Regions from separate parts of the Mus musculus genome. Here all the other regions are linked to region 4. A link is a loop called in an ENCODE intact Hi-C map of the cell type or tissue named here. Cell type or tissue: left cerebral cortex. All regions are shown on one strand.

The links. Peaks named below come from ENCODE experiments on the same cell type or tissue, not always from the same donor. Only the 100,000 strongest peaks of a DNase experiment are listed, where the experiment ranks them.
Region 1: it touches region 4 in a loop (2.0-fold over the local background); 6 of 42 quality-filtered maps call a loop at or near these places.
Region 2: a loop joins it to region 4, with 3 times the contacts of the local background. A loop is called at or near these places in 9 of 42 quality-filtered maps.
Region 3: it touches region 4 in a loop (4-fold over the local background); 2 of 42 quality-filtered maps call a loop at or near these places.

The regions. Positions count from the first base shown.
Region 1 is chr8:46,866,031-46,868,530 of GRCm38, forward strand. No RefSeq gene overlaps it. Among named protein-coding and RNA genes, the nearest start is that of Gm39170, 37 kb to the left of the region's middle. In left cerebral cortex, no CTCF peak of the experiment used is centred here; DNase peaks (open chromatin) are centred at 1,518 and 2,397.
Region 2 is chr8:46,568,082-46,570,581 of GRCm38, forward strand. It overlaps Cenpu (centromere protein U), which reads left to right. Exons shown (of 13, transcript NM_027973.4): 7 at 529-598; 8 at 1,890-1,998. Among named protein-coding and RNA genes, the nearest start is that of Cenpu, 17 kb to the left of the region's middle. In left cerebral cortex, a CTCF peak has its summit at 1,067 (motif pointing left); a DNase peak (open chromatin) is centred at 58; H3K27ac peaks cover 14 bases.
Region 3 is chr8:46,810,403-46,812,902 of GRCm38, forward strand. All of the region lies in intron 5 of Irf2 (interferon regulatory factor 2), which reads left to right. Among named protein-coding and RNA genes, the nearest start is that of Gm39170, 19 kb to the right of the region's middle. In left cerebral cortex, no CTCF peak of the experiment used is centred here; a DNase peak (open chromatin) is centred at 1,050; H3K27ac peaks cover 1,729 bases.
Region 4 is chr8:46,934,138-46,936,637 of GRCm38, forward strand. No RefSeq gene overlaps it. Among named protein-coding and RNA genes, the nearest start is that of Enpp6, 51 kb to the right of the region's middle. In left cerebral cortex, CTCF peaks have their summits at 956 (motif pointing right) and 2,166; DNase peaks (open chromatin) are centred at 235, 919 and 2,115; H3K4me3 peaks cover 623 bases; H3K27ac peaks cover 781 bases.

The DNA of each region.
Region 1 (2,500 bases), 68 kb before region 4:
TTATCCATCACAAATTTTGAATGTAATATTTGGATATTGGTTAATAAACAATGATATCTGTTGTACTGTTCGTTGTCTGGGTCAGTAGAGATTAGTTGGAGCCAGTGGCTTAATCCCTTGTTCAAGATGTCTCTAAGGTACCCTATTCCTTCTCCTGTGATGCCTTCTGTGTTGTTCAATAACAACAGAGCAAAGCCCTTTGTTAAGGACAGGCAGAGACAGACACACAGGCACACAAAACCAGATATAGATAGGTATACACTGAATACATGTATACAATACATACACACACATACACACACACACACATATATATACACATATACATATATATATATATACACACACACACAAATAAACACACATATGATACATGCACACACATGTTACTTACACACACAATGCATGGGCACACAATACATACACAGAGATACACACACAAATATATATATATATACACATATATATATATACACATATATATGTATACATATAAACACACACAGATACACAAACACAGAGAGATGCATATACACAGATATATACACACAGATACACACACACACACACACACACAGAGAGAGAGAGAGAGAGAGAAACAGATTTACAAGACAGCCTCCAGGCAGCAGGCACAGATCCAGACTCATACAACAGCTAGAGAGAGGACAGAAGACACAGGGAGTGTAAAGTAGAGAATTCAAGTCTGGATTTGCTCTTGGTTAGTTGATTCCACGGGAAAGTGCTTTCATTTCTTTCCTTAATGTGACATCTACCTGTTGTTATTAGTGACTCAGAGTTAGTCACTTGTGTGTTTAATCTATGCACACCCCTGTGTAAATTTTTTTTTAAATCTTTAAAAAAAAATGCCAATTGCGTGAAATTCTCACTAACACCTGGCGTCACCATCCCATTTCCTTGAGAATGTTGTCCTTTTGATCTGGATATATCTAGTTACTAACGATGTTGATCTTCTCATGTTTAATGCACTCACCTAAGCAGGCTTCTTTACTGGGCCACCCAGTCTTTACTATATAGAGTGCACAATGTGAAACGCATAGGCACAGATAGTGGGAAATCTTGTAAGCTTGTAAAGGTTACAAGGATGGGGCACTAGAGAGGATATGTTGGGGAATACTGCCCTATATTATTAAAGAGATCCAGACTATGCTAGTCTAATGTGCTGCTTTGCCATGAGGGGTATTTGGGTCTAAAACAACTGGAAGTCAGTATAAACAGGGAAATTCTGTTGCCGTTTTCTCACCTAAAACCCAAGAAGTAAAATTCCATCTGGAGAGATTTTTCTCCCCCACTTCTGTGTCAGGAGGAGCTGATCAGAGATGGTTGGCACAAACATCTTCTATAGTTTCTTTCCCCAAGTTTCTCAACCCCACTTTTCTGGGTTTCATACCATCACAAAAGATAAATGAAATGTGTAATGCCTTTTCAAGTATTCACCCACTCCAAGGATCACATGCTGTGTCCTTGTCTTTCCAGACAGAAGAAGAAACAAGCTGATCTGCTTCAGCTGTCGTCAGAACACATTTCACAGATGAATTAGTTTCCTAGAGCTGTTGTAAGAAGTTACTATAAACTTAGTGGCTTAAAATAAAAATTATTCTCTTGGAGTTCTGGAGGCCAAAAGTTTGAAAGCCACGTGTAACAAGGGACATAGTGTCCCAAAGCGCCTGTGTGTCTAGCATCCTCAGACATTCTTGGCTGCACAGTTACAGCACACTTATATATATATATATATGCCTCTGTCTTCATGTGTTCTTCTCAGCATTTCTCTGCGCTCTTTCCTTTCCTTATGGAGCTGTCTGTCCATCATTATCATTAGAGATTTCCCCCCTCTCCTCCCCTCCCCTCCCCCTCCCCTTCCCTTCCCCTTCCTCCTCTTCCTCCTCCTCCTCCTCCTCTTCCTCCTCCTCCTCCTCCTCCTCCTCCTCCTCCTAGGTCTGATCATTTGTTACTTTTAAAGACATATTTTTAACTGGACTCAGAAATACAAGCTCTTACCTAGGACAGTCAGCATCTCTTGGCAATCTGTTTCTTGTTGTTAGTGGTGTTTTTTATTTTATTTTTAAATTTTTATTCCTTCAATCTGTTGGCCAAAAGTTTAACATATTCACATTCGTCTTATTTTTTCTTAGTGTGAAGTGTCTTCAGAGCAAGACCTTGGGACATGTAGAGTCACAAGACATTGAATCTTGTGGACTTTGTCCTAGGTTTCTTAATTTCTTTGTTTAAGGGCTTTCTGACAACTTATCAGCAGATGTCTTCTGTAGAGAGACTGAAAAGCTTTTGGGTTCTGCTGGTTCTTTAAAGCTTGAAAGACTTACACTGCTTCCAGACCCTCTTTCACAACTTCATTGGAAGCCTTCGTCAACCCGTGACTCATGCATTCTGCATGCAGGCAAAACCAGAATCAAGAATCAAATGTGCCAGCCAATTTCTGGGACTGACTTCAGCAGTAGCTGGGTCTGTTTGGAGTCAACTATGG
Region 2 (2,500 bases), 370 kb before region 4:
CGGCAGGTGCTGATCACGTGGCTCCTGAAGTGTGGTGCCTGCAAAGCCAGCCAGACGCTCCAGGCTACAGAAGTGTTCTTACTCACACTTAAGAGCCCGCTGTTCACAGGCACCACTTATTCCAGAGGGAGGGAATTCTGCCTGCCAGTCATCTTGGAATTCTTCTTAGCACAACCCTGTGATCTTCCTGATGGATCCTGTTAGGAGTTGGTTTCAGGCTTCCTTAGGAATTGGGTCGCTCGCAGCCTCCGGCCAGCCAGGGAGTGTTTCTCAGCGAGTTTGCGCTGCTGTCCTCTCTTAGGTGATCCCATAGGCATAGTTAAACTTCACCACCCCAGTGTGCTGGGTGCTGCTGCTTCCTGTACTGGGACCTGCTTGGCCTGAGATTATGTATTAATCTTCTCTAAGTCCTAAATAAGTCAAAAGCAGTTGGTGGTTTGATAATGTTGTCGTCCTAATCCTTAAATTTCAAGGAAAATAATTTTTCCTAAATTAAAGAGTTATATTGTTTGTTTTCTTATTTGGTAGAAAACTCAGAAGAAAGTGCGGCCGTCTCCTGGCAGGAGGAAGAGACCAAGGCGCGGACACACAGACACAGGTACTGATGGCACTCTGTGGCTCGTCACTTGTACAGGGTGTCTCAGGAAGAAGGCTAGTTTAAGTTGTCTTAGTTGTCGAAATAGCAGACAGGTTTGTTTTGTGGGGGAGGTGTTGAGATAGGGTCTCGCTGCATAGCTCTAGCTGTTCTGGAACTCACCGTGTAGACCATCTGGCCTTGAACTCACAGAGGTCCATTTGCCTCTGCCTCCAGAGTGCTGGGACTAAAGGCATACACCATTACTCTGACTTAAAATGCCACTTGATTAAGAAATTATGGCTTTGGAATAACATTTTTAAATCATTTTGTCATGAAATTTTTAAAAATGAATATTTATACATGCATACAATGTGCTTTAATAAAATCTAACCCCCATTCCCTCCCCTCTCCTCCTCACTTGTCCAAACTTCAGTTCCCAGAACCCACATCAGGCAGTTTACCACAATTCCAGGATCAGTGCCCTCTCCTGGCCTTCACGGGTACCTGCGTACATTCACATAGACTCATAGACATCATAAAAGTAAAGAACTTCTGATAAAAAGATGGGCTTCCATGCTGCAGTCTGTGCTCTCTACACTCTGCTGTGGGGGCTGAGTGTTGAGGTTTAGGCTTTATAAACAAAGCCTGTATGGCCCACCCTACCCTCTTGTTTCTCCTCCCTCCCTCCCTCCCTCCCTCCCTCCCTCCCTCCCGCCCTCCCTCCCTCCCTCCTTCCCTCCCGCTTGCTTGCTTGCTTGCTTGCTTGCTTGCTTACATTTTTCTATCCCTTGCAGTGCTAGGGGCTGGGCTCCCAGCATTGCCCATCCTGGGAAGGTGTCTTGACCACATCTCCAGCCTCTTTATGAGCTGCTCCCACCCCCTGAACAGTTTTATGTACAATTTTATCAAGGTGTTTTTATTTTTCATAGAGGAGTAGAGAGTCAAGTCATTGAGTCATAAAATATAAATCTCCCAATTTCCCAAGTATTGTAAACCCCTACTGTATGCTATTTTGTTTAAAAAATGGTACTGAAAACAGAAATAGCAATGTCATGGGGACCTGTGTAATAAAGTTTAATGTGGCTGTAAAGAGGCCCCATTGCAGCACATGACAGGTGCACCCCTGTCCCAGGAAGCAAGGGGGTGACACAGGCAGGGCCGGCAGACTGCCCTGGCGCAGGAAGAGGCGGTTGTGGCTCTAGCTGTGTTTACACTCTGGTGGGGCTGCTTTTGTTCAGGGTTTCAGAGCCTGGGCCTCGAGCCAGGTTACAGATATCGAGTGTATAAACTGACAATGTGCTTGATATTCTAGATGGTTCTGAAAGTATGCATATCTGGTGTCTGGAAGGAAAGAGACAGAGTGACATAACGGAGTTGGATGTTATTCTGTCTGTATTTGAGAAAACCTTCCTGGAGTATAAGTAAGTCCCTTGATGTTGGCACTGGTGGGCCTGGTCAGCTGTGCTCGGAGTGGCACTGGGTGGGTCCATCCCTGTTCCCGATGTTGTCACGCGTCAGATGATTCTGTGCGTTCATTAGAGTCCCTTTGCGTACATTAATTATGCTAGTGCGAGTTGTTGGCTCATCTATTCTCGACTTCCTCGTAGACTTTGATCTAGAAGTGTGTTTCTCCAGTGCTGTTGGTTTTTCTCAGTCAGGTGGTGTATGGCAAGTATGGCCCACTCCAGTCCCTGTTAGCTCCCATGAGAGCAGCGATGGGGAAGAGCCCACGGCTGCATAGCCTGCGTCACTCATGGCAGAGAGCAGCCGCCACATCAGGGCTTCACTCTTGTGCTAGGTACACACACCCCTTCAGTTGTCTGGTCCAGCCTCGGGTGGGGAAAGTTGAAAAAACAGCCCAGTCAGTCAGGTTTGGCCTATCTTCCACCAGCACAAATCTGGCTTTGTTCTCTCCTTTTTTTT
Region 3 (2,500 bases), 120 kb before region 4:
GAACCCAGAATTTTCTTTCTTCCTTCCTTCCTTCCTTTCTTTCTTCCTTCCTTCCTCTCTTTCTTTCTTTGTTTCTTTCTTTGTTTCTTTCTTTCTTTCTTTCTTTCTTTCTTTCTTTCTTTCTTTCTTTCTTTGCTTGCTTGGTTGGTTTTTCTTTGAGACACAGTGTCACTGTGTAGCCTAGGCTAGCCCCAGACTTGCAGCAGCTCTCTGCCCTCAGCCTGTCTAGTACTGGATCATGGACCAGAGCCACCACAGCCACCACGAGTGACCTTGCTTTCAGTCTAGGGACATTTTCTATGTCTCTTTTTATAAAACAAAACAAAACACAGCATTATTTTCTCCCTATGATTATAAAAAAACTAATTATTAGCCATACTGTTTTCCATGGTGATATTTTTAGACCTGCATTTTGAGTGTCCCAAATATATCTCTACATCTCAGTAAGAGATGTATAACTTTTTTTTCCCACCACAAATACCTAGTTTGAAGAATTCACTGTACTCTTAGGTGTGATTGTCTCATATTTAGTATGTTCACAGCATTCAGTGACTAGCATAGAGCAAACTATACATATCTGATAACTGAGTGGGAGCATGAACATTTATTAAAAACGCAGATATATTTATTCTGTATGGTGGGAGTCAGGGGCTTTACAGTACAGATTTAATTTCATAATTGCAGCGAGTAGAAAAACAACAGCAGAATAACATTTACTTTTCACTATATTTTCCCCACACGTAACCACTATATTCCATTCAGTATCAAATACCAAAGGTTATATGGCTGGCCGTTACGTTATGTCTCTTTAAGACAGACACACTACTTCCGGTGAAGCAGTCAAGGCTGAGACATGCAGCATCCCGGGGCTGTAGGAATGTAAGGAAATGTGCTTCCTAGGGTGGGTGGCATGTGGGGGTCCTCGTAAGAAAAGGGTAGCTTTGGTTACATCAGCCTCGTGGGGCCACTAAAATGTGGTAGGCACAGCCCTGGTGAGACTTAGCCATGTTCATCCAGGAAGTGAGCGGCCTTAAATGAAGCCACGTGGGTGGAGCTCCTGCTCAGGAGCATCTGTTATGAAATCCTTGTGTAACAAAGCTATGATTAACACTGTGTTCCTCAAGGGACATTGTTCCTTCAGCGGAAGGCTGATGAATCATACTTAGTGCAGCCTAACCTTTGGATGTAGCTATCTTTTGCATTTGTCTTGCATGCAGTGTTATAGTAGAACGTGTATCAGGCCGGTGGGTTTTTCCCAATTCTGGGGTTTATAGTTGCTAAAGGCATTGATCGATCTGCAGAATGATTCCAAAGTTAATTCCACAATGGCTTTGGGATCATTACAGTTAAAAGATTGTCTTTAATAAAGGATTAATAGTCTACTTTTTTGTTAAAAGTCTAAGTATGTAAGCTGTGCCAGGTTTGATGGCATATGCCCTGTAATCCTAGCAACTGGGAAGTGGAGGTAGAGGGTCAGGAATTTTAAGGTAAACCTAGGCTACATAGGAAGTTTGAAGTCAGCCTGTGCTACAATAAATCCTGGTTCATAAAATAAAACAACCACCAGCCATACTGGGCCATGGACACATTCACTGTATGTTCCTTGCTGTTTCAGAAAATAGTTTCTCCAAGGATCCGTGGAGGGAGGACGTTGTCAGAGTTAAAATGGAGTCACTGGGCATGGTAGTGTTTTCCTGTCAGTCTGGCCTTGACAAGGCTGGAGCAGGGGGATATTAAGTTTAAGGGAAGTCTGGGCTTCATGATAAACCCTTATCTCAAACCAAGATGAAGTTGGTTGTGCCAGCTCTTCCCAAAGTCAAGGGGTTTGAAGAAAATGCTTTTTATGCATGGATAGCTGACAATAAATATGTTCTAACTTTCCTTCATTCCAACCTGTGTTCATCTAAACACAGACAAATTCCACCTCAAACAGAAACTGGGGTGTTGTAACTGGCTTGGCAGAAATGAAGGTATTTTTGAAGAGAAGTGAACAGACAATTCAAACAGTGGACCCCAAAGAAATGGGACGTTTCCCCAGAAATCTCTTGCAGGGAGAAGGAAAAGCCCCCAACCAATGGGGAAACTTGTCTCCCAGTGAGATTTCACACCATCCTAATAATTTGTTAGACCACGCTTTCATCTCGAAGCCTGTTCTGCAAGCCATGTTTGGTCGCCCATCCTCAATAGCCACTTAAAAGAGCCAAATTAATAGTAGAAAACTGAAAATTGAGATTTTTTTTCAATATGACAACATTGTGGAGAAGAACAGAAAGATCCGGTAAACCCTCAGGTCCATCTTTAAGAACCTGAAAGGCCACCATCTTCAGGGTCCCGAAAGGCAATAAAAGTTTAAATAGAAGACAGAGAACATGAACATCTATCTACACAGTGCTGGTCAAGGTGTGGTCCTGCCCACCACTGACCCATCATGTTCTGGGCTTCAGTTACATTTTGTAAGGCCATCTAATTGGAAGAGCTACACCTCTAAAATATCTTCATT
Region 4 (2,500 bases):
TCAATATTCCCAAATGGCTGTCTTGGTCATCAGCCTCTGATACTTTTGAGAGATAGTAGCATCATTAGGGGATGGAGCCTAGTGAAAATAAGTTAGGCTGTTGTGTCCTTAAAGGGGGTCAATGTTTTCTTCTGTCTCTTTGCTCCTCAGCTCCCATGAGGCGAATCCCACTCCAACTTCTGCCACTTGCTTCCGCCCCCACATCCTCCGTCATCCTAGAACCAATGTGTGTCATCTACTTGTAAGCAAAGGCGAAGTGAAACTGCCAAAATTAGACAGCTCTGTGGGTGAAGGAAAACAGTTTATTCAACCACCAAGGCTGTCTCCTGGGATTCAGAGAAAACAGCATGGATATCGGCAGAGTCCTGCCAGTTAGAAGGAGACATGTTGCAGCGGGTGGAGGGTGGGTTAGCTGGAGCGGCCTGGGAACGAGCATGGGGCTCTGACCCACTGGGGAACTGTTTAAGTTAATAGGGAACTCAATGCAATTTCCGGAGACTGCAGGAGCTTATAAGAAGGTAACAGTTTTCATGGCAAGCAGAAACCCATTTTACAAGATTTCTAAGGAATGCTAAGTGTTGACCTGGCCCAAGTAAGCCTGAGCCGAACCCAGATTGTCATTTTTGGGGAGTCGAGACCCGACACAAATGTAGACTAAAAATCTCTGAAAGTATTGGTCACATAAACCTGGTGTTTACATTGATTTATCTCAGGCATTCTGTCACAGCAGCGGGACATGAGGCATCTCCCCACTGAGGCAGAGGGTCGGTGGCACCCCTAAGAGAAAATCCCGTCTTTACTTCTTCCTATGGATCCTTTGGGCATAAATTCAGGTCCAAATTAGGATTGGCGGATTGGCGTAAGGATCCACAGTGTATCATCCTTCAGGAGGTTCCCATTGGTGTAGATGTGGTCTGGTCTTGGTGAGGTCAGGGTAGCGGCTTTCCCCCTCTTTCCCCACTAGAGGGCAGAGTTCACATCTGCTCCCGGATCTCTGGGGTGGATAAGCCACAGGCTGCATCCCAGCCGCAGTTCTTTTCCTCAGTGCAAGGCAAAGCCCCAAGGTAAGATTTGTCCACACCTTTCTCTTGCTCCTATCAAGAAAATGGCCACGTGTATTGAATCCCATGAACGACTACACAAAAAAGCAAGTGATTCCTTGAAAACCAAGGAAGAATGGTAGAAAACTAAGCAGGTGGTGCAATTAGTGGGAAAAAAAATCCCGTAGGCAGGATGGATTTAACATCGTGGGAACGAGAGAGAGAGAGAGAGAGAGAGAGAGAGAGAGAGAGAGAGAGAGAGAGAGAGAGAGAGGAATGGAGTGAGGGAAGAAAGGGGCACTGTGGTTTCAGCATTTATAAATGACGAAGGTGTCATTTGCCTTCTCCCAATGCAGGCACAGGTGCTTGGGTGACACAGGACCCTTTCTACACCAGGGAGAGGGGGACCGGGCTTGGTGTAGACCTAGGTGAGAAGTGATAGACATCCCAAGCTCTGAGCAGTTGTGGCTTAGGAAAAAAAAAAAGCAATAAAGCAGCAAACATAAATTTACCTGGATCTCGAGTATGATTTAGAGGAGGGGGGAGGGGAGAGAAGAGTAGAGGAGTTGGAAGAGGAAGAAGATGGAGGGGGAGGGGGGAGAGGAGGAGGAGGAGCAGCAGCAAATGGGAAGAAATACAAGAAAGAGACAGCCCAGTGGCTGGGAGAGGACATCAGGTGTCTGGATGATTCTAGAACCCATAACCCGTCAACCAGCCTGCTTTCCTTTGGCCTTCATTTTTTCTCTATTGCGTATGTTTGTTTACGTGCTGTTCCCCTCATACCCGTGGGCACCAAGCATTTACTACGACAAGGATGGACCACAGGAAGTTCCTAACAAGCGGGTACTAGCATGGGCGAGAAAGAAGCTCCAGGAGGGCCAGATAGCTGCGGGGCAATCAGTTTAGCCAGAGTGCCAAACCCCTGTCCCAGACAGGCTCAGGGCCCTCCCCATCTGTTCCCTAGCAGCTCTGGCTCCTGCGGGACCAGCCACCAGCTTAGCGATGGCACTCACAGGGTTCCTGTTCGCTGTTCTGCCTTCGAATCTGAAAACACACTCCAGAGCTTTTCGGGTTTTTCTTAATTTCCAGCCTGATCCTGTTTTGGCTTTGGGGCAATACTGACACCAAGTGTTGGAATCTACAGGGTTGAAAGGAAAGTGAGACCGGGAAGGGACCCTCCACAGGATGGCTACCCACATTACTAAGTGAGCAGGGACGTTCACTGGATGGTGACCTGGGCCATGCTCCCTGCTGTGTGCACAGTGTGGACTCACAGCAGGTCCTTCCACAGGAGAAACCATTATTCAAAGCCTATTTGGTGTTCGTTACAAAAATTTAATAAAAACAAGCTAGTTCTTCTTGAAGGATTTCTTTCTTTGTTTTTCTTTTCTATGCTGCGAGTTGAACCCAAGCCCCCTGCATACCAAACACTCTACCACAGACCCTCTTTTGACTGGTTA